2 separate regions of the Homo sapiens genome follow, and region 2 is linked to region 1. Evidence: read pairs that join two places in POLR2A ChIA-PET (ENCODE). Cell type or tissue: Caco-2. All regions are shown on one strand. Links, peaks and the distances in the headings refer to the core of each region. The heading gives the core; the rest is flanking DNA. Region 1 overlaps MLXIP (MLX interacting protein). Region 2 overlaps PSMD9 (proteasome 26S subunit, non-ATPase 9).

Region 1 (10,671 bases), core at 1,425-9,424:
GTGGTGTGTGTGTGCGGTGTCTGTGTTGGTGTGTGTGGAGGGTGTGTGTGTTGGTTTGGGGGGTGTGTTTGCGGTGCCTGTGGCATGGGTGTAGTGTGTGTGTTGGTGTGTATGGTGTGTGTTTGTGGTGTGTGTGTGGTGTGTGTGTTGGTGTGTGGTGTGTTGGTGTGTGTGTTGATATGTGTGTGTGGTGTATGTGTGCGGTGTTGGTGTGTGGGGTGTGTTGGTGTGGGGGGTGTGTTTGCGGTGCCTGTGTGGTGTGTGTGGTGTGGGTGTAGTGTGTGTGTGGTGTGTGTATTTGCAGTGTCTGTGTGTGTCGGTGTGTGTCGTGTGTTGGTGTGTGTGTCAGTGTGTGTGGGGTGTGTGTTTGCAGTGTCTGGTGTGTGGGGTGTGTTGGTGTGTGTTGGCATGTGTGTGTGGTGTGTGTGTGTTTGCGGTGTCTGGTGTGGTGGTGTGTGGGGTGTGTTGGTGTGTGTGTTGGCATGTGTGTGTGGTGTGTGTGTGTTTGCGGTGTCTGGTGTGGTGTGTGTGCAGGGTGTGGGTGTATTTGCGCTATCTGTGTGGTGTGTGTGGTGGGTTTGCGGTGTCTGGTGTGGTGTGTTGGTGTGTGTGGTGGTGTGTGTGTGGTGTGTTGTGTGTGTTGGTATGTGTGTGGGGTGTGTGGGATGTGTATGTTTGCAGTGTCTGTGTGTGGTGTTGGTGTGTGTTGTGTGTGTTGGTGTGTGGAGTGTGTGGGTGTGTGTATGTGGTGTCTGGTGTGGTATTGGTGTGTGTGTTGGTGTGTGGGTGTGTGCGATGTCTGTGTGTGGTGTGATGGTGTGTGTGGTGTGTGGTGTGTTGGTGTGTGTGTGGTGTGTATGGGTGTGTGTATGTTTGCGGTGGGTGTATGTTTGCAGTGTCTGTGTGGTGTTGGTGTGTGGTGTGTGTGGTGTGTGTGGGGTGTGGGTGTGTGTATGCGGTGTCTGGTGTGGTATTGGTGTGTGTGTGTTGGTGTGTGGGTGTGTGTTTGCAATGTCTGTGTGTGTGGTGTGTTGGTGTGTGTGTTGTGTGTGGTGTGTTGGTGTGTGGGTGTGTTTGCAGTGTGTGTTGGTGTGTGGTGTGTTGGTGTGTGTGTTGGTGTTGTGTGTGTGGTGTATGTTTTCGGTGTCTGTGGTGTTGGTGTGTGTGGTGTGTTGGTGTGTGTGCAGGTGTGTGTGCGATGTCTGTTGTGTGTTGTGTGTGTGGTGTGTTGTATGTGTGGTGTGTTGGCATGTGTGTGGTATGTGTGGGTGTGTGTATGCGGTGTCTGTGGTGTTGGTGTGGGGTGTGTGTTATGTGTGTGGTGTGTTGGTGTGTGTGTTGGTGTGTGTGGGGTGTGGGTGTGTTTGCAGTGTTTCTATGGTGTGGTGTTGGTGTGTGTGGTACGTATGGGGAGTGTGTGGGTATGTGTGTGCATTGTCTGGTGTTGGTGTGTGATTGTGTGGTGTATTGGTGTGTGTTGGTGTGTTTGTGGGGTGTGGGGGTATGTGTGTGCGGTGTCTGTGTGGTGTGGTGTTGGTGTGTTGTGTGTGTGGGGTGTGTGGGAATGTGTGTGGTGTCTGTGGGGTGGTGTTGGTGTATGTTGTGTGTGGTGTGTTGGTATGTGTTGGTGTGTGTGGGGTGTGGGTATGTGTGTGGTGTCTGTGTGCGGTGTGGTGGTGTGTGTGGTGAGTGCGGTGTGGTGGTGTGTGTGGTGTGTGGTGTGTTGGTGTGTGTGTTGGTTTGTGTGTGGGATGTGTGGGTATGTGTGTGCAGTGTCTGTGTGGTGTGTTGGTGTGTGTGGTATGTTGTGTGTGTGGGGGGGTGTGTGTTTGCAGTACACACTCACACATGCACACTTAGTGCTTGTGCGGCCGCCTTGCACAGGTTCCTTAGGATTCCTGGCTCTGGCTTTTGGATCTGATTTGGAAAGGTGTTGGCAAGTAGCTTTATGGTTCTTAAGTGCCTTAGCATAGGCCTCGAATCCAGATTCAAATAGCGTTTGTATTTATCCGCCACACAGTGCTTCCTCTGCAGAGACATGTTTGCTGAAAAGTTGGGGAGTTCTTTAAAGCTTAGGACCTTACTTTTTGGAATTTGTCCACATCTTTCAGGCCTCCTTCCAGATTTTACTCATTGTTATTTCTCTATGTTCATAGTATAGTTTTTTTTTTACATTTTAAAATTAAAGTTAACCTTTTCTTTTCAAGTTGCATTTCAAATTATCATAGAAAATCAGAAATATAGGTAAAGCTAAAAGAAAGAAATAAAAATTACAACACCCAGAGATAACTTGTCAGTTCTCTAGTGTTTATCCTTATAGACCTTATTTTTTATTTTTATTTTTTGCATGGTGAGTATATATATATTTTCCTTATTTTTATTTTTATTATTATTTTTTTTTGAGACAGAATCTCGCTCTGTCGCCAGGCTGGAGTGCAGTGGCGCGATCTCAGCTCACTGCAACCTCCGCCTCCCTGGTTCAAGTGATTCTTCTCCCTCAGCCTCCCGAGTAGCTGGGACTACAGGCTTGGGCCACCACGTATTTTTTCCATTTAATAGAGTGTGAACATCCCTCCAAGCCACAAAATATCCATCTGCAATTTTTTATTTTTTAAAGATAGGTCTCACTTTGTTGCCTAGGCTGGGCTGCAAATGTGTGATCATAGCTCACTGCAGCCTTGAACTCCTGGGCTCAAGCAATCGTCCCGCCTCAGCCTCCCGAGTAGCTGGGACCACAGGTGTGCACCGCCACACCCGGCTTCTGCAGTGTTTCTTAGTGGCTGGATAGTATTTCATTGTATGGATGTACTACTATTTATTTTCTCTCTCTCTGTTGATCACCGAGAATATTTCGCTGGTGTTTTTGATAACGCCTCCCATGTTTCTAGGCCCCTGTTCCATTCATCTCTGTTTTCATAGCCCTGGTTGGCTACTTTCTCTGAAAATGTCTGCTTCCTCCTCCTTCCTGATAGGAGCCTTTACCCTGGGAAGCTTTCAAGTCTCTAAAAATGGCAGCAATTCTTATCACCACTTTAGGCACCCCTCCTTGTCCCACTGTCCCACCCTCCCAGGACAGGTGTGTCTAGGGGAATGGTGGTCAGCAGGCGCGGAGCTGAACGGTGGCCTGTTTATTCTGAGTCCGGGAGTGGAAGCTCCTGCGCTTTCACATTTGTCCAGCAGCCTGCTGTGGGGCAGGGGTAGAACGCACAGTCAGCAGCATGCCCGCAGGACTGATGCCGCAGCTTGCATGCCTTGTGGTGCTCTGCTGACAGACCCCCGAGGCTGTGACCGCGGTGTCCCCGAGGTGACTCCTGCCCTTGGCTGTTTGTTGTGCCTGAGGTAGGGAGAGCAAGGCTCTGTGAAAGTTGTGATTCCAGGTGTGAGTCCCCCCAGCTGGCGTGAGCTCTCACGTGGAACTGGAATGCTGCGGGTACATGTCCCTGCAAGTTACAAAACTGGGGAATGACTTGGTACATGGAAGGAAGAGCTGACTCAACGCTCTGAAAAATGATTTAAGTATTTTTTGTCAGATTGAGTCCGGAGATGCCGCTGTCTGGCTTGGCAGCCTTGCTTCTCAGCTGCTCGCTTGTGGTGCTTCCGTGGGCCTGTCTGTCCTAACACTTGCATTGTCAGAAGAGTGCTCGGCAGAGGAGCTTTTGGCCGAAGGCATGAGGACTTTGGTTATGGGTGTTTTTTTTGGGCGGACAGGGTCTCGCTCTGTCACCCAGGCTGGAGTGCAATGGTGTGATCACAGCTCACTGCAGCGTTGAACCCCTGTGCTTAAGCAGTCCTGTCACCCTGGCCTCACTACAGGTGTGAGCCACTGCACCCAGCCTTAATTTTAAAACATAACCAGGGCCAGGTTTGGTGGCTCACGCCTGTAATCACAGCACTTTGGGAGGCTGACGTGGGAGGATCACTTGAACCCAGGAGTTCCATATCATCCTGGGCAACATAACGAGACCCTATTTTTACAAAAACTAAAAAATTAGCCAGGTGTGGTGGCTCACACCTGTAGTCCCAGCTGCTCAGGAGGCTGAGGCGGGAGGATCTCTTGAGACCAGAAGTTGGAGGCTGCTGAACTATGATCACTGCACTCCCGCCTGGGTGACAGAGTGAGACCCTGCCTCTAAAAAAAAAAAAAAGTAATTAATTAATTAAAATTGCTCAGGCCCAGCTGTGTGAAGGCCGGTGTCCCCACACTGCCCACCATCCCCCTGCTGTGTTCTTGCTGAGAGTTCCTTACTGAGGGCTCCATTTCCTGGCCCGGTGGAATGCCTGCTCCCAGCTCCCTACTCTCCCAGGCTGCTCCCTTATCTATTGGGCCAGTCTCTGTTTCCCTTTAGTTTTGGAATCCATGGGTTCCCCCTCCCCACAAGAAACCTTGGCAGAAGGCTTTGTCCATAGGGAAGCAAAGAACCCAGTTAGCAGCTCAGCTCTGGCCTGGCCTTGGCCTTGACCTTTCACAGTACTGTGAGCCAGCAGGTAGGTAAGCTCACTGGTGCTATGCACGGCCTCCTTCAGATCCTTCTCAGGGCAGCCTACCAGAGACTGTATTTGCAGAGGAGCTGGCAGGGCCTGTGTGGAGCCAGCTGCGCTGCGCCTGATAAGTTTGTTTGCTTATCTTTGTTTGTGTGCTTGTTGCTGGCTCCTTGGAGCTATGGGTGTGTTTGTGGGGTGTTGGAGATGACTGACCCTGATTGGTAAAATAGGGATGAAGCGAGCAGGGCAGGGTGTGGTGTGAGAAATAATGTCATCTATTCTTCCGGTGCCCCCCACTTCTTCCCCACAGAGAGATTTTCCTTCTGTTCCCTGTCCTAGAGGGCCCTGGGGCAGCAGCTTTTAGGTTCTTGGAAAGATGGGGAGCAGCCACCCCCGCTGAGCAACTCAGATTGAGGTTGGGGTGTGCTGCCCTCCCAGACGACTGGAAGATTGACACAGCAGCGCTCTTTCAGTTCTTTGTTCTTTGTTGGCTGGGATCACTGGAAATATATCAGTGAGACTTAAATGTGTCCTGGGAGCTTGAGCTGCCCAGTAGGCGACCCATGGCTGCAGAACAGCCAGCTCCAGCAATGTGTCATCCTGGAAGGGCAGCTGGCCTGCCTTCTGTCAGGTCACATGGGTTGGCTGATGTTGGTTTCTGTGTAATTTTTTTCCTCCTTTTTAACATGGTGCCTCAAAGTCACGGGGACTTGAGGGTAGAAATTAGGAGGGAAGGGCAGGTTTTTCAGCTGGCTCTTGGGCTGTGCTTGACAAAGCCATCATTGTTTTGAATAAAGTGCCAGTTGGTGTGGTTTGCGTCGCTCCGGTGCTCTGAAATTGGCTTCTCTTCTTCCACCTCTGCTGCTGATCCTGGGGGTGGGCTGGGAGGAGGACCACTGGTTCCAGAGAAGAAACCACTTCCCTTTGCCTCCCTGCTCAGCAGGAGCAGCGGGAACAGCGTCTTAGGACAGTGAGTTAACTACTGCAGAGCAGCTGGGCGTGGTGGCTCACGCCTGTAATCCCAGCACTTTGGGAGGTCAAGGCGGGAGGATCACTTGAGCCCAGGAGTGTAAGACCAGCCTGGGCAACATAGCAAGATCTTCTACAAAAATTATTTAAAAAATTAGCCAGTCATGGTGGCATGTGCCCGTGGCCCCAGCTACTTGGGAGGCTGAAGTAGGAGGATGGCGTCAGCTGGGGAGTTTGAGGCTGCAGTGAACCATGATCGTGCCACTGCACTTCAGCTGGCCTAGGCAACAGAGCAAGGCCATGTCTCCAAAAAAACCAAAACAAACCAAAACAAAACCCCAAAACAAACAAACACAAAAACCAAACTATTGCAAAGCAGATTGCTGTCTCTTGGTCCAGAGGGCATCCTGGACCCCAGCTGTTGGCAGCCAGCGGGCATCCTGGACCCCAGCTGTTGCAGCCAGCCTTGCCTCTTGGTAATGCCCTGGGGGCATTGCCCTTCCAGGCATCGTGCTGCGCACTGGTGGCCCCAGCCTCACTTGGCCCTAGCCTGTTCCAGACATGAGACCGCCTGCTGTGGTCAGGTTCCCCACCTGCTGTCCCTGCAGCCCGGGCTGATTTCCCCAATGACCTTTTTGGTCTGATGTCTGTCCCTATCATGTGTATGATGCCTCAGGCTACAAATAACCAGCAAGAGAGAACAGTTCCTCTGCTGAACTCCCTCAGGGGGAGGAGCAGAGCCTCAGGGCTTTGGCTTTCTGATGCCAACTTAGGTTGCATTGTCCTACCTCTGCGCCTCCTTGGTTTCCTATTTGTGTGGCTATATGAGGAATAGTCCTCATATCCAAATATATTTGTGGAAATCCCAGCCCTGAAGGAGTTTAGGGCATTAGGAGAACTCCCTTGGTGGGTGGGAGGGTGGAGGCGGCTCACATGGAAAGGTGTTTGTAGTGAGAAGATGGAGACTACATTTCCTCCCCAAGTCAGGAACTTCGTTTCTCTGCATTTGAATCAATAGCTCTCCAAGTGCAGTGTGGTTATACCCCGACATTTGAAGAGCCAGGAAGGAGGAAATGCAGAGTGCAAAAACATGTCAGGTCTCTGCCCCAGACAGCCAAGTTCAAGTGTTTTTTTTTTCTCAAAGATGGAGCTGCAGTGCAGGAGGAGTGTAGACCTGGTGAACAGAGCTGGGTGGTCAGGTGGCAAGATGAAATGACCTTATCTACAGGGTTAGTTATTCAGACTGACTTGGGAAGCACCTCTGTGGTACCATTTGAGGAGCACAGAAGAATCTGTGAATGGATCTAAAATGACTTCTTTAGGTCAGTCCTTTGAGTTTTATGGGATTAAGGTTGGCTTGCTATTAAAATGTGTTTGTAAAAATACCTAATTTGCCCCTCTCTTAAGGAATAGAGCTTCCTTTGATATTAACCAGTTTTCTAGATCACTGTTTATTTTGTTTAATCATCTCTTTTACAAAATTAACCATTTTTAATGGGAAGTAGAAATCTGTCTCAAATGCATACTCATTTTTGCTGCTTTCTTGAACATATTGAACATAACTTTTGATTATTTAGAAACATATTTTTGAATATTATTTATTGCATTATTGTGGTAATCTTTCATTGTTAAGGTATATTGAATTCTCTGTTCAACAGTCCCAGACTTTCTCATGAGTTAGGTTTTCAACTTGAATGATCATCTCCTCTAGGCTTTTGGCTGTCACTTGCTCAGCAGTGAGTTTCCCTTTTTGTCTGGTGTCTCCCATTTTCTATTGGTTTGCATAACTTGTTAAATTGAGTGTAAAACAAGGGTAATTAACTTAGTGAGGGTTTAGAGACTCTCCTCTGAGTCAAGTGCACAGACCTTTGTTATCTATCTTGAATTACTTTTACTTACTTCTGGATAACTAAATTAAGCTCCAGATAATTGTGAGATAATGGTATACATACAGACTCCTTTTACAGAATACTCCGAAGCCATTATTAGCCAGTTATTAGCCAGTTACATCAGTGAATGTTGTTCACCAGATTAACTTGTATGTGTAATAGAAATTATCTGCAAATCTTGTGAAAGGGCAAAGATCCTCAACTCTTCAAAAAATTATAATATATTCTCATTTTTGAAATCTGGCAAATAAGTAAACTCAATCAACAGGGCAGACTATGTCCCCGGGCTAACTGAATTTTACTTTTTGCCAATTATGAGATGGACATTCACTTCTTCCCCTTTGCCAAGAGGAAATCATTCTGTGGAGGTTCTTTTCCTTCCTCCTCCCTCATCACATAGAGGTGTATGCTCATGGTCAAATGCAGGATTCAGACATTTTGGAAAGACAGGAAGAAAAGAGCCCTGGAAAGCTGCTCTTAGAGTTACACCCTGTTGTTTTGTCACTTTGCTTTTTTTTCTTTTTTTTTTTCCTGTGCCCATGTAGGTAAAAATAGACCTGCAGCATCATTTTCAGTTGTCTTTTGAAGAACAAAAGTTTTTAATTTTGAGAAAGTCTAATATATGTCTTTTTTTTTCTTTTCATGCTTTTTGTGTTGTATTTAAGAAATCTTTGCCAATCCAAGGCCTGTAAGATTTTTCTCCTGTATTCTCTTCAAGAAGTTATTTATTTATTTATTTATTTATTTTTTTCTTTTTTTTTCTTTTTTTTTTTTTTGAGACGGAGTCTCGCTCTGTCGCCCAGGCTGGAGTGCAGTGGCGGGATCTCGGCTCACTGCAAGCTCCGCCTCCCAGGTTCACGCCATTCTCCTGCCGCAGCCTCCCGAGTAGCTGGGATTACAGGCCCATGCCACCATGCCCAGCTACTTTTTGTATTTTTAGTAAAGACAGGGTTTCACCATGTTAGTCAGGCTGGTCTCGAACTCCTGACCTTGTGATCCACCCACCTTGGCCTCCCAAAGTGCTGGGATTACAGGCGTGAGCCACCGCGCCCGGCCTTCTCTTCAAGAAGTTTTATAGTTTTAGCTTTTACATTTAGGATGTGAACCATTTTGAGTTAATATTTGTATATGGTGTGAGGTAAGGGTTGTGATTCAGTTAAATAGTCCTTTGATGACTATCCTTGTTTATAGCTCTTCTCATTATACTTCTTAAATTATTTCCTTGAGATATATTCTCAAAAGTGAAACTACAAGATCAAAGTAGGTATTCACACTGAAGTCTGATATACATTGCAAGAGTAGTTTTCAAAAGTTGTATTAATTAGAAAAGACAGCCCCTAGAATGGGAGAACATATTGGCAAATTATATATCTATTAAAAGATGTATATTTAGAATATATAAAGAATTCTACAAATTAAAAAAAACACAAATAACCCAATTTAAAAATGGACAGAGGACTTGAATAGACATTTTTCCAAAGAAGATACACAAATGGCCAATAAACATGTGAAAAGATGTTTAATACCATTAATCGTTAGGGAAATGCGCTCAAAACCACAGTAAGAGGCTACTTCACAGCATTAGCCTGTGGAAAGTGTGGGAGAGCATCGAGATCCATTCCCTCTGTGTGCTGGTGGGAATGTACAATGGTGCAGCTGCTGTGGAAAACAGTCTGGCAACTCCCCAACACATTAAACATGGAGTTACCATGTGACCTAGCAATTCCCTTCCTAAGAATCTCCCCAAGAGAAATGAAAATATAGTTCCTACAAAAACTTGTACACAGATGTTCACAGAAGTATTAATCATAACAGCCAAAAGTTGGAAATAGTCTAAATGTCCACCAGCTGATGAATGGATTAAACAATGTGATATATCTGTGGATAGGAATATTATTCAGTGGCAAACAGGAATGGAATGCTGACACATGCTACAACATGGATGAGCCTTGAAAACATGACACAGAGTGAAACAAGTCAATCCCAAATGGTTACATACTATATGATTCCACTTATGTGAAATATGAAACGTCCAGAATATGCATTCATGTAGAGACAGAAAGTGGATCAATAGTTGTTTAGGGTCGAAGTGGAATAACTAAAGAGTGTGGGCATTTCTTTTAAATGCTCTAAAGTTGTGATGGCAGTTGCATAGCTCTCTGAATATATGAAACACGATTGAATTGTACACTATTTTTTGAGACAGGGTCTCGCTCTGTCACCCAGGCTGAAGTGCAGCGGCATGATCACGGCTCTCTGCAGCCTCGACCTCCCAGGCTCAAGGCATTTTCCCGCCTTGGCTTCCCAAGTAGCTGGGACTACAGGTGTACGCCACCATGCCTGGCTAATTTTATATGTATGTATGTATGTATGTATGTATTTATTTATTTATTTATTTATTTATTTATTTATTTATTTTTGAGGCAGAGTTTCACTCTTCTACCCAGGCTGGAGTGTGGTGGTGCAGTTTTGGCTCACTGCAACCTCCACCTTCTGGTTTCAAGCGATTCTCTTGCTTCAATCTCCTAAGTAGCTGGGATTAGAGGCGCCCGCCACCATGCCCGGCTAATTTTTGTATTTTTAGTAGACACGGGATTTACCATGTTGGCCAGGCTGATCTTGAATTCCTGACCTTGTAATCCACCTGCCTTGGCCTCCCAAAGTGCTGAGATTACAGGCATGAACCATTGCACCTGGCCTTTTTTTTTTTTTTTTTGAGACAGAGTCTCGCTGTGTCACCCAGGCTGGAGTTCAGTGGCACGATCTCGGCTCACTGCAACCTCTGCCTCTCTGGTTGAAGCAGTTCTCTGCCTCAGCCTCCCAAGTAGCTGGGATTACAGGTGCCCACCACCACACCTGGCTAATTTTTGTATTTTTTTTTTTTTTTTAGTAGAGACAGGGTTTCACCATCTTGGTCAGGCTCGTCTTGAACTCCTGACTTTATGATCCTCCCGCCTTGGCCTCCCAAAGTGCTGGGATTACAGGTGTGAGCCACTGTGCCCGGCCTAATTTTGTTTGTTTTTTTTTTTTTTTGTAGAGACAGGGTTTTGCTGTGTTGTCCAGGCTGGTCTCTAACTTCTGGGCTCATGTGATCCTTCCGCCTTGGTCTCCCAAAGTGCGGAGATTACAAGTGTAAGCTACCGTGCCTGGCCAAATTGTACACTTCAAATGAGTGAACTGTGTGGTATGTGAACTATATTCCAATAAAGCTGTTACAGAAAGCATGTGGTACCAATTAATAGTCCCACTAGTGTTATTTAAGAGGGTCCAACTCCTTACATTATCCCCAACCCTTGGGTATCATTACTATAATTTAAAAACTTCAATCAGC
Region 2 (10,671 bases), core at 1,430-9,429, 190 kb before region 1:
CACTTTTTGGCTATTACGAAGCATGTTGCTGCGAACATTCTTGTACAGTTTTTTTGTGGAGATGTAGTTAAATTTAATTCCACAGCCACTTCTGGGATAGGTCCTAATCTTTACTCATTTCATCCTCGAGGAAAAGCCTTGCAGACCTGAAGTAACTTATGTCAGGACACATAGTTCCTGCCAGGTGGAATGGGGTCCTAAACCCTGGTCAGGACACATAGTTCCTGCCAGGTGGAATGGGGTCCTAAACCCTGGTCAGGACACATAGTTCCTGCCAGGTGGAATGGGGTCCTAAACCCTGGTCCTACCAGTCTTCTTTAATGGTCACAAGTCTGTAAGTTACACAGAAGCTCCCTATCATTCACTACCCCATCTACTGCATCTAACCCAGTGCCAGTTGGCCCACAACAAATACTTGTTACAGGGGTGAATGAGTGGTGGTCTGTCTTCTTAGGACCTAGAACAAGAGCGTCACTCTAGTCTTGGATGCGCCCTGTGCCTGTGGCTGCTTGTCTGGGGGCTTCTAGGGCAAGTGTCTTGTCTAAATGTTGATCACTGAATAAAATGGGCCCAGCCTGGCTTGCCTTCTCTTACCCTTGAACCTGGGTTAGGACCGCAGAGAGCAGCATTTGGCCTTTCCCATGCTCCTCAAGGCCTTCACAGTGTCTGGTAACTGCCAGCTCTCAGACATTGGGCAGACCTGGTCATCTTTACTAGAGCTGCCCTCAAAGGAACCCCAGGAGGAGGTGGCCCCGTTACCCACTGCCCCTTCCTGCATGAGGTGTCTACATCCCTGACCTCTTTGTTCTGAGCCTACCCTGTAGAAAACAAGCTCGTGACCTTGGCATTAAATTGGGTATTGAAGGTTAGAGACCACCAGGAGCACACTGAACCTCTAGCCTGATTTTCCATTTTTCCTTCCCTCTCCAGGGTCTGCAAGTGGATGATGAGATTGTGGAGTTCGGCTCTGTGAACACCCAGAACTTCCAGTCACTGCATAACATTGGCAGTGTGGTGCAGCACAGTGAGGGGGTGAGTGGGGCTACCTGGTGTCTCGGTCTGTTTGGGTTTTTCTAACAGTATGCCATAGACTGCGTGGCTTACAAACAACAGAAGTTCATTTTTCACAGCTCTGGAGGCAGGGAAGTCCAAGATCCAGGCACCAGCCAATTTGGTGTCTGGGGAGGGCTTGCTTCCTAACTCCTAGGTGGTGCCTTCTTGCTGTGTCCTCACATGGCAGAAAGGGGAGGAACCCTGGGAGCTCTTGTATAAGGGCACTAATCCCAGTGGGGGCGCCACCCCTCATGACCTAATCACCTTGCAGAGGCCCCACCCCTAATACCATCACATTGGTGGTTAGGATTTCAACATATGAATTTCAGGGGGCCACAGACATTCAGGTCATAGCACTCGGCCTCTGGTCTATAGCCCTGGAGTTACTGGAAGTGTTGCTGAGGCCCTGGACTGCTGCCTTCATGGTGTTGCTCAGCACAGCCCCATTCAAGGACTTGGCACCTGCTATTCCTTCTGTTTAGAATGCTCTTCCTCTTCATCCTCCTTCTGTTTTACACTGGTGACATGCTCGCAGGGGGCCTTTCCTGGCTACCCTAACCCAAATTCCCCTCTCCTCTGCCCTGTCTCTGTTTTCATTTAACAAGGTTTCTTAGAGATCTTTTCTTTTTTTTTTTTTTTTTTTTAAGACAGGGTCATGCTGTGTCACCCAGGCTAGAGTGTGGTGGTGCTATCATAACTACCTCACGGCTAATTTTTTTATATTTTGTGGAGGCGGGGTCTTGCTATGTTGTCCAGGCTGGAATTTTTGTTGTTGTTTTGTAGCAAAGATCCACACTTTTCAGGAGTGATACTGTGGCAAAGCCCAGGAAAATTATTAACTAAAGTTTTTGGTTCCCAAATGAAGTCTCCAGTTAACCCAACAGTTGTGGATTTTTTGACTCCTGCTTAGCTGCACGGTTCATCTACTTGTAACCCATCAGTGCAGGCCAGGCCAGGTCAGGTCAGGAGATGGCTGGCAGTTGCCTATGCCCCTGCTAGTGGTCAGGCCATCGTTTCTGCACTGATACTGTCATCAAATCTGTAACTTGTATGGACGTTTAAAATGATGATTTTGTGAAATTTATCAGTTTTTTTGCTTATGGCTCTTGCATTTTGTGTCCATTTAAAGAAATTCTTTTTTTTTTTTTTAATTAAGAAATTCTTGGCTGGGCGTGGTGGCTCACTCCTGTAATCCCAGCACTTTAGGAGGGCGAGGTGGGTGGATCACGAAGTCAGGAGTTGGAGACCATCCTGGCTAACACGGTGAAACCCCGTCTCTACTAAAAATACAAAAAATTAGCCGGGTGTGGTGGCACACACTTGTAGTCCCAGTTACTTGGGAGACTGAGGAAGGAGAATCGCTTGAACCCAGGAGGCAGAGCTTGCAGTGAGCCGAGATCGCGCCATTGCACTCCAGCCTAGGCGACAGAGCAAGACTCTGTCTCAAAAAAAGAAATTCTTTTAATTCTTTTATTGTTTTATTTCTGTTTTTCCTTTAGTCCATCTGAAATTTATTATTATTATTATTATTATTATTATTATTATTTGAGATGGAGTCTCGCTCTGTCACCCAGGCTGGAGTGCAGTGGTGCGATCTTGGCTCACTGCAACCTCCGCCTCCCAGGTTCAAGTGATTCTCCTGCCTCAGCCTCCTGAGTAGCTGGGATTACAGGCGCCCACCACCATGCCTGGCTAATTTTTGTATTTTTAGTAGAGATGGGGTTTCGCTATGTTGGCCAGGCTGGTCTCAAACTGGCCTCCCAAAGTGCTGGGACTACAGATGTGAGCCACTGCGCCTGGTCTATTTTTATTATTTTTACAACAGTTTTATTGAGATTTAATGCACATACTACACAGTTCACCCATTTAAAGTGGTTTTTAGTGTAGTCACAGAATTATGCAGCCATCACAATTGTACATTTTCATCACTTCTCCTCCTGAGGCAGCCACTTTCCAGCCACATGTCCTTCAGAAAGACTGCTCATATACCAGCACACAGAGCTGCCAGTTGATTTTATTTTATTAAGGTGTAATTTACCTGCACCAGATCCACCTTTTTCAGTGTACAGTCCCATGAGTTTTCTTCTTTTTCTTTTCTTTTTTTTTTTTTAGATGGAGTCTTGCTCTGTCGCCCAGGCTGGAGTGCAGTGGTGCAGTCTCGGGGGGGCTACTGCAAGCTCTGCCTCCCAGGTTCACGCCATTCTCCTGCCTCAGCCTCCCGAGTAGCTGGGACTACAGGCATGTGCCACCATGCCCAGCTAATTTTTTTGTATTTTTAGTAGAGATGGGGTTTCACTGTGTTAGCCAGGATGGTCTCGATCTCCTGACCTCGTGATCCACCTGCCTTGGCCTCCCAAAGTGCTGGGATTACAGGTGTGAGCCACCACACCCAGCCGAGTTTTCTTTTTTTTTTCTTTAAGATGGAGTTTTGCTCTTTTGCCCAGTCTGGAGTGCAGTGGCACGATCTCGGCTCACTGCAACCTCTGCCTCCCAGGTTCAAGCGATTCTCCAGCCTCAGTCTCCCAAGTAGCTGGGATTATAGGTGCCCACCACCACGCCCAGCTAATTTTTTTTTGTATTTTTAGTAGAGACAGGGTTTCAGCATGTTGGCCAGGCTGGTCTCAAACTCCTAACCTCAGGTGATCCACCCACCTCAGCCTCCCAAAGTTCTGGGATTACAGGAGTGAGCCACTGTGGCCTGCCATTCCCGTGAGTTTTCACAAATGTATGTAGTATGTCATTGCCACCACGATGAAGGTCAAGAGCATTCCAACACCCCATAAAATTGCCTCAGGCTTCTTTGTAGTTAATCCCTCACCGTCAACTTCCAGAATGTCATAGAGAGAAAAACCACACAATATATTGCCTTTTGAGTCTGGTGTTCTTCACTCAGCCCAGTGGATTCTGAGACTTCTGTCTGTTGTGTGGATCTGTGAGAAGAGCTGCTGGTTTTTAATCTGTTTTATCCAGTTAAATGTATTCTCAGCTTCCGTGTAGGCTTATAAATCCTTCTTTATAAAAGTAGTGATTCAATTTTAAGCAAAATGAATCTTTTCTTCATGTGAAATTTCACGGGGAATTCCAAGATGTCACTGGATAAAGGCTGAGCTGTCTTGGTGGGCTGGAGGATGGAGAAGGTCGTGTGTTGTGAGTAGGGCCTTTCTGGCTTCAGCCTCATCCCCTCAGGGGACCTGAGCTCAGCTGGAGAATCAAGAATCCGGGTTTGGTTGTCTGTTTTGTGAGTCAAGAAAAAAAACCTTGCATAGCACAGTGGCTCACACCTGTAATCCCAGCACTTTGGGAGGCTGAGGCGGGTGGATCACCTGAGGTCAGGAGTTCAAGACCAGCCTGGCCAACATGGTGAAACCCCATCTCTACTAAAAATAAGAAATTAGGCCTGGCACGGTGGCTCACACCTGTAATCCCAGCACTTTAAGAGGCCAAAGTGGGCAGATCACAAGGTCAAGAGATCGAGACCATCCTGCCCAACATGGTGAAAACCGGTCTCTACTAAAAATACAAAAAAAAAAAAAAAATTATCTGGGTGTGGTGGTGTGTGCCTGTAGTCCCAGCTACTTGGGCTGCTGAGGCAGGAGAATCACTTGAACCTCGGAGGCAGAGGTTGCAGTGAACCAAGATCACGCCACTGCACTCCAGCCTGGGCCGCACAGCGAGACTCTCCCATCTCAAAAAAAAAAAAATTAGGTGTGGTGGTACTCTCCAGCTACTTGGGAGGCCGAGGCAGGAGAATTGCTTGAACCCGGGAGGCAGAGGTTGCAGTGAGCTTAGATCATGCCACTGCACCCTAGCCTGGGCGACAGAGTGAGGCTCTGTGTCAAAAAAAAAAAAAAAACCAAAAAACTCACAGTGTTCTATTGTGAGACATTTAGATAGTTTGCCATTTTGTGGAGATTAACACTCTTGCAGATGGATTTCTATTTCTTTTTTTATTTTTTTTGAGACGAAGTTTTTCTCTTGTTGCCTAGGCTGGAGTGCAATGGCATGATCTCAGCTCACTGCAACCTCCGCCTCACAGATTCAAGCGATTCTCCTGCCTCAGCCTCCCAAGTAGTTGGGACTACAGGCACCCGCCACCACGCCCAGCTAATTTTTGTATTTTCAGTAGAGATGGGGTTTCACCATGTTGGCCAGGCGGGTCTTGAACTCCTGACCTCAGGTGATCTGCCCGCCTCGGCCTCCCAAAGTGCTGGGATTACAGGCGTGAGCCACTGTGCCCGGCCTTTCTTTGTTTTTTTTTTTGTTTGTTTTTTATTTGAGATGGAGTCTTGCTCTGTCACCCAGGCTGGAGTGCAGTGGCATTATCTCAGCTCACTGCAACCTCTGCCTCCCGGCACCTGGCCTTTTTTAGCGAACTTCCTACAGCTGGGATTTCTAGATCAAATGCATACATTTTCAAGGGGAAAAGATCTTTAAAAAATTATAAATGACTGCTGATGGATAATGGATTTCTTTTTGGGTGATGAAAATGATCCAGAATTAGATAGTGGTGGTTGTTTATACTAAATACATTGAATATACTGAACTCTGAATATACTAAAACTCACTTAATTGTATACTTTAAAATGGTGAATTTTATTGTATGCAAATTATGTCTCAATGATAAAAATAGGCTGGCTGCAGTGGCTCACGCCTGTGTTCCCAACACTTTGGGAGGCCAAGGCAGGAGGATCACTTGAGGCCAGGAGTTTGAGACCAGCCTGGGCAATATTGTGAGACTGTGTCTCTCCAAAATATTTTTTAAGAAATTGGCCAAGCATAGTGGCATGTGGCCAAGCTGCTCTGGAGGCTGAGGCAGGAGGATCACTTGACCCTAGGAGTTCAAGGGTGCAGTAAGCCAAGGTCACACCACTGCACTCCAGCCTGGATGACAGAGTGAAACCCTGTCTCAAATAAATAAAATACATATTTATCCTTAAAATCACATAGTGCAATTGTATTTACAAACAAAAGTCCTAGTGTTATAGCTCTAAGAATTTGTCTACCAGGTTTTCTGGTCATCGCTGGAAACACCCTCTCCCCTCAAAAATAAATTTTTTTTTTTTTTTGAGACAGAGTTGTCGCTCTTGTTGCCCAGGCTGGAGTGCAGTGGCGCGATCTTGGCTCACTGCAACCTCCGCCTCCCGGGTTCAAGCAATTCTCCTGCCTCAGCCTCCTGAGTAGCTGGGATTACAGGCATGCACCACCAAGCCCGGCTAATTTTGTATTTTTAGTAGAGATGGAGTTTCTCCATGTTGGTCAGGCTGGTCTCTTAATTCCTGACCTCAGATGATCTGCCCGCTTCGGCCTCCCAAAGTGCTGAGATTATAGGCGTGAGCCACTGTGCCTGGCCCCAAAATAATTTTTTAAAAAGTCCTGTGTCTCTCCCTTCCTTAGTGCCTCTTCCGCTGCACATGCTGGGTCCTGGGCGAGGTACTGGGGCTGTAACGGGGAACGAAACAAACAGGGTCCTTGCCTTGGGAGCACTTTGGTGGGGGAGCCAGGCCTTAATCAAATAATCTCAGCTGTATAATGATACACACTGATAAGTGTTATGAAGGAAGAGTGTTAAGAAGCTCAGAGAGTAAATCATGGGGCCCTGATTTGGTTTGGGATTGAAGGAGTGTTCCTCAGGAAGTGACCTTCAGATGTGTATAGAAGTTTCTCTGGTCGAGGGGAAGCTGGCAGGGAGAAAAGCCTTCAAAGCAGGTTCATAGGCCCTGGGGTGGGAGGATCAAAGAACTCAAAGGAGGGTGGAGCCCAGAGCAGAATGGAGAGAAGGGGAGGAGGTGAGGCCAGGAGGTGTTAAGGTCAGGCCTGTGGTCCTTAGTAAAGATTGTGCTGTTTTTTTCCTGAGGTGCAGAAGGGAGCCACCGCACAGTTCCAGATTGGGGTGTGACAGGGGTAAGAAGCCTTCTCTGGATGTTAGGTAGAGAACAGATTGGAGGGTGACAGAGCTGTAGCAGTCAGTCAAGAGAGGATGGTGGCTGTGACAAATGGGGTGGAGGAAGGGGTCAATCAAAGAGACATTTAGGGTGTAAAATCCATGGGCCTTAACCTGATGGAGTGTGTCAAGGAGGCCTCCAGGTTTCCAGCCTGCCCAGGGCTGTCATTTATAGAACTGGAAGCACACAAGTGTGTCCCTCACACAGTTTCCACACGTGGGTGCATGCGTCTACAGCCACTGCCTTTTTTTTTTTTTTTAGGACAGGGTCTCTCGCTCTGCTGCCCAGGCTGGAGTGCAGTGGTGCAATCATAGCTCACTGCAGCCTCAAACTCCAGGGCTTGAGCAGTCCTCCTGCCTTGGCCTCCCAGGTAGCTGGGACTACAGGTGTGCACCACCACACCTGGCTAATTTTTTTTTTTTTCATTTTTTGTAGAGACAGGGTCTTGCTATGTTGCCTAGGCCGGTCTAGAACTCCTGGGCTCAAGTGAGCCTCCAGCCTCAGCCCCTCAAAACATTCAGATTATTAAGCATGAGCCACCACGCCTGGCTGTGATTGCTTTTTGACAAAGATGACACAGAAAAGGCCTAATGTACATGTTACTCTGCATTTCCGCCCACTTCGAAGGGAATTCCTTGTCGGCACATTTGTATCTTCATTCCTTTGAATGATCCCACCATGTTCCATTGGTCGGTTCACCATCTTTTACTTAGCCAGCCTCCCATGTTCGACATTTAGGTTGTTTCCAGTGTTTGGCCGTAACAAACAGTGGTGTAGCGAGTGTCCTTGCCTGTGGGAGAATTTCTGCCATGTTGCTAGATGTGTCATTACTGAGTTAAAGGCAGTGCACATTTACCCTTCATAGATCTTGTCAAGGTGTCCTCCAAGAAGCTTGTGCCAGTGCACCTTCTCTCAAGTAGCACCTGTGAGTGCGTCTGTTTCTAGCTTTCCCAACTATGTTACAGTCTTTGGCAATAACATAGATATTCTTTGACAATCTGGTAGGAAATGACTTTTTTTTTTTTTTTTTTTTTGAGATGGAGTCTCGCTCTATAGCCAGGCTGGAGTGCAGCGGCATGATCTCAGCTCACTGCAGCCTCCGCCTCCCAGGTTCAAGCGATTCTCCTGCCTCAGCCTCCCAAGTAGCTGGGACTACAGGTGCCTGCCACCATGCCCAGCTAATGTTTGTATTTTTAGTAGAGATGGGTTTTCACTATGTTGGCCAGGATGGTCTCTATCTCTTGACCTCATGATCCGCCTGCCTTGGCCTCCCAAGGTGCTGGGATTACAGGTGTGAGCTACCATGCCCGGCCTATGCTGTATTTTCTTAGATTTAGAGATTCCATTGATAGACCTGACATATTTATTTTTTTGTGGTAAATATACATAATATAAAAATTACCATTTTAGGCCGGGCGCGGTGGCTCACGCCTATAATCCCAGCACTTTGGGAGGCCAAGGTGGGCGGATCACCTGAGGTCAGGAGCTGGAGACCAGCCTGCCAGCGTGGTGAAACCCTATCTCTACTAAAAATACAAAATTAGCCGGGCGTCGTGGTGGGCGCCTGTAATCCCAGTTACTCTGGAGGCTGAGGCAGGAGAATTGCCTGAACCCGGGAGGCAGAGGTTGCAGTGAGCCGAGATCACGCCACTGCACTCTGGCCTGGGTGACAAGAGTGAAACTTTGTCTCAAAAAAAAAAAAATTACCATTTTAACCATTAAAAAATCTACACTTTAGTGGCATTAAGTACATTCACATTATTTTGCAAATATCACCCCTACCCATCTCCCATCTCCAAAACTTTTTCACCCTCCTAAACTGAAACCCAAATCTCCATTAAACACTAACTCTCCATTCCCACTTTCCGCAGGCCCTGGCACCCACCATCCTACTTTCTGTCTCTATGAATTTGACTACTCCAGGGACCTCATCTAGGTGAAATCTTACATACTGTGTAGTTTTTTTGTTTTGTTTTGTTTTGTTTTTGAGATGGTGTCTCGCTCTGTTGCCCAGGCTGGAGTGCAGTGGCTCAATCTCCACTCACTGCACCCTCCACCTCCCAGGTTTGAGCCATTCTTCTATCTCAGCCTCCTGAGTAGCTGGGACTACAGGCGTATGCCACCAGGCATGGCTAATTTTTGTATTTTTAGTAGAGATGGGGTTTTGCCATGTTGGCCAGGCTGGTCTTAAACTCCTTATCTCAGATGATCTGCCTGCCTCTGCCTCCCAAAGTGCTGGGATTACAGGACACTGTATAGTTTTTGTCTGGCTTATTTCACTTAGCATAATGTCCTCAAGGTTCATCCATGTTACAGCATGTGTCAGAATTTCCTTCCTTTTAAAGGCTGTATAATATTCGACTGTATGTATACACCACATTATTTTTATCCATTCATTAGTCAATGGACACTAGGATTGCTTCCACCTTTTTGTTGTGAACAATGCTGCTTTGAACATGGTTGTAGCAATATCTGTTCAAATCTCTGCTTTCATTTCTTTGTATATATGCCCAGAAATTTAATTGCTGCATCATGTGGTCATTCTATGTTTAAAGTTTCTAAAATTTTTTTTAACTTCAATATATGAACTTTTTTTTTTTTTTTGAGATGGAGTCTTGCTCTCACCCAGGCTGGAGTGCAGTGGTGCAATCTCAGCTCACTGCAACCTCCGCCTCCCAGGTTAGTGATTCTCCTGTCTTAGCCTCCTGAGTAGCTGGGATTACAGGCACCCACCACCACTCCCAGCTAATTTTTGTATTTTTAGTAGAGACTGGGTTTCACCATGTTGACCAGGCTCGCCTCGAACTCCTGACCTCAAGTAATCCACCTGCCTTGGCCTCCCAAAGTGCTGGGATTGCAGGCGTGAACCACCACACCTGGCCTATGAACATTTTAAAATGTCAAAGATGACTTCCAGGTTTCTGGAATGAGCTTGCTTATTTATTTATTTATTTATTTATTTATTTATTTATTTATTTATTTATTTATTTTGAGACAGGTTCTCTGTTGCCAAGGCTGGAGTGCAGTGGTGTGATCTTGGCTCACTGCAATCTGGACTTCCCAGGCTCAAGCAATCCTCCCACCTCAGCCTTGAGAGTAGCTGGGACTACAGGCATGTGCCACCATGCCCAGCTAATTTTTGCATTTTGTGGTTTTGCCGTGTTGCCCAGGCTGGTCTTGAATTCCTGGGCTCAAGCGATCCCACCCGTCTTGGCCTCCCAAAGTGCTGCTATTATAGGCGTGAGCCACCGTGCCCGGCGCTTTGTTTAGGTTTTGGAGGACCCTCCATTACTGTTTTCCACTGCCGTGCACCGTTTCACATTCCCACCAGTGGTGCACAGGGCTCCATTTTCCCCGCTTCCTCGCCAGCACTTGTTTTCTGTTTCATAATCAGTGTGTGGTAGAATCTCATTGTGGTTTTGATTTTCATTTCTCTTATGATTAGTGACATGGAGCATCTTTTCCTGTGCTTTTTGATCATTTGTATATCTTCTTTGAAGAAATGTCTATTTAGGCTGGGCGCTGTGTCTCATGCCTGTAATCCCAGTGCTTTGGGAGGCTGAGGCGGGCGGATCACTCGAGCTCAGGAGTTTGAGACCAGCCTGGGGATCATGGTGAAACCTGTCTCTGGAAAAAAATACAAAAATTAGCCAGGTGTGGAGGATTGTGCCTGTAG

Evidence for each region. Peaks named below come from ENCODE experiments on the same cell type or tissue, not always from the same donor. Only the 100,000 strongest peaks of a DNase experiment are listed, where the experiment ranks them.
Region 2: POLR2A ChIA-PET joins it to region 1 with 5 read pairs; 3 of 35 experiments call an interaction of 5 or more read pairs at or near these places.

What each region holds. Positions count from the first base shown.
Region 1 is chr12:122,093,483-122,104,153 of GRCh38, forward strand. All of the region lies in intron 1 of MLXIP (MLX interacting protein), which reads left to right. Among named protein-coding and RNA genes, the nearest start is that of MLXIP, 20 kb to the left of the region's middle. RefSeq lists enhancers at 2,725-3,225, 3,226-3,726, 4,478-5,131, 5,132-5,785 and a silencer at 4,464-4,623. In Caco-2, for the core only: no CTCF peak of the experiment used is centred there; DNase peaks (open chromatin) are centred at 1,796 and 4,559.
Region 2 is chr12:121,902,076-121,912,746 of GRCh38, forward strand. It overlaps PSMD9 (proteasome 26S subunit, non-ATPase 9), which reads left to right. Exons shown (of 6, transcript NM_002813.7): 4 at 931-1,032. It also overlaps the pseudogene RNU7-170P. Among named protein-coding and RNA genes, the nearest start is that of CFAP251, 11 kb to the right of the region's middle. RefSeq lists a silencer at 9,596-9,752. In Caco-2, for the core only: no CTCF peak of the experiment used is centred there; no DNase peak of the experiment used is centred there.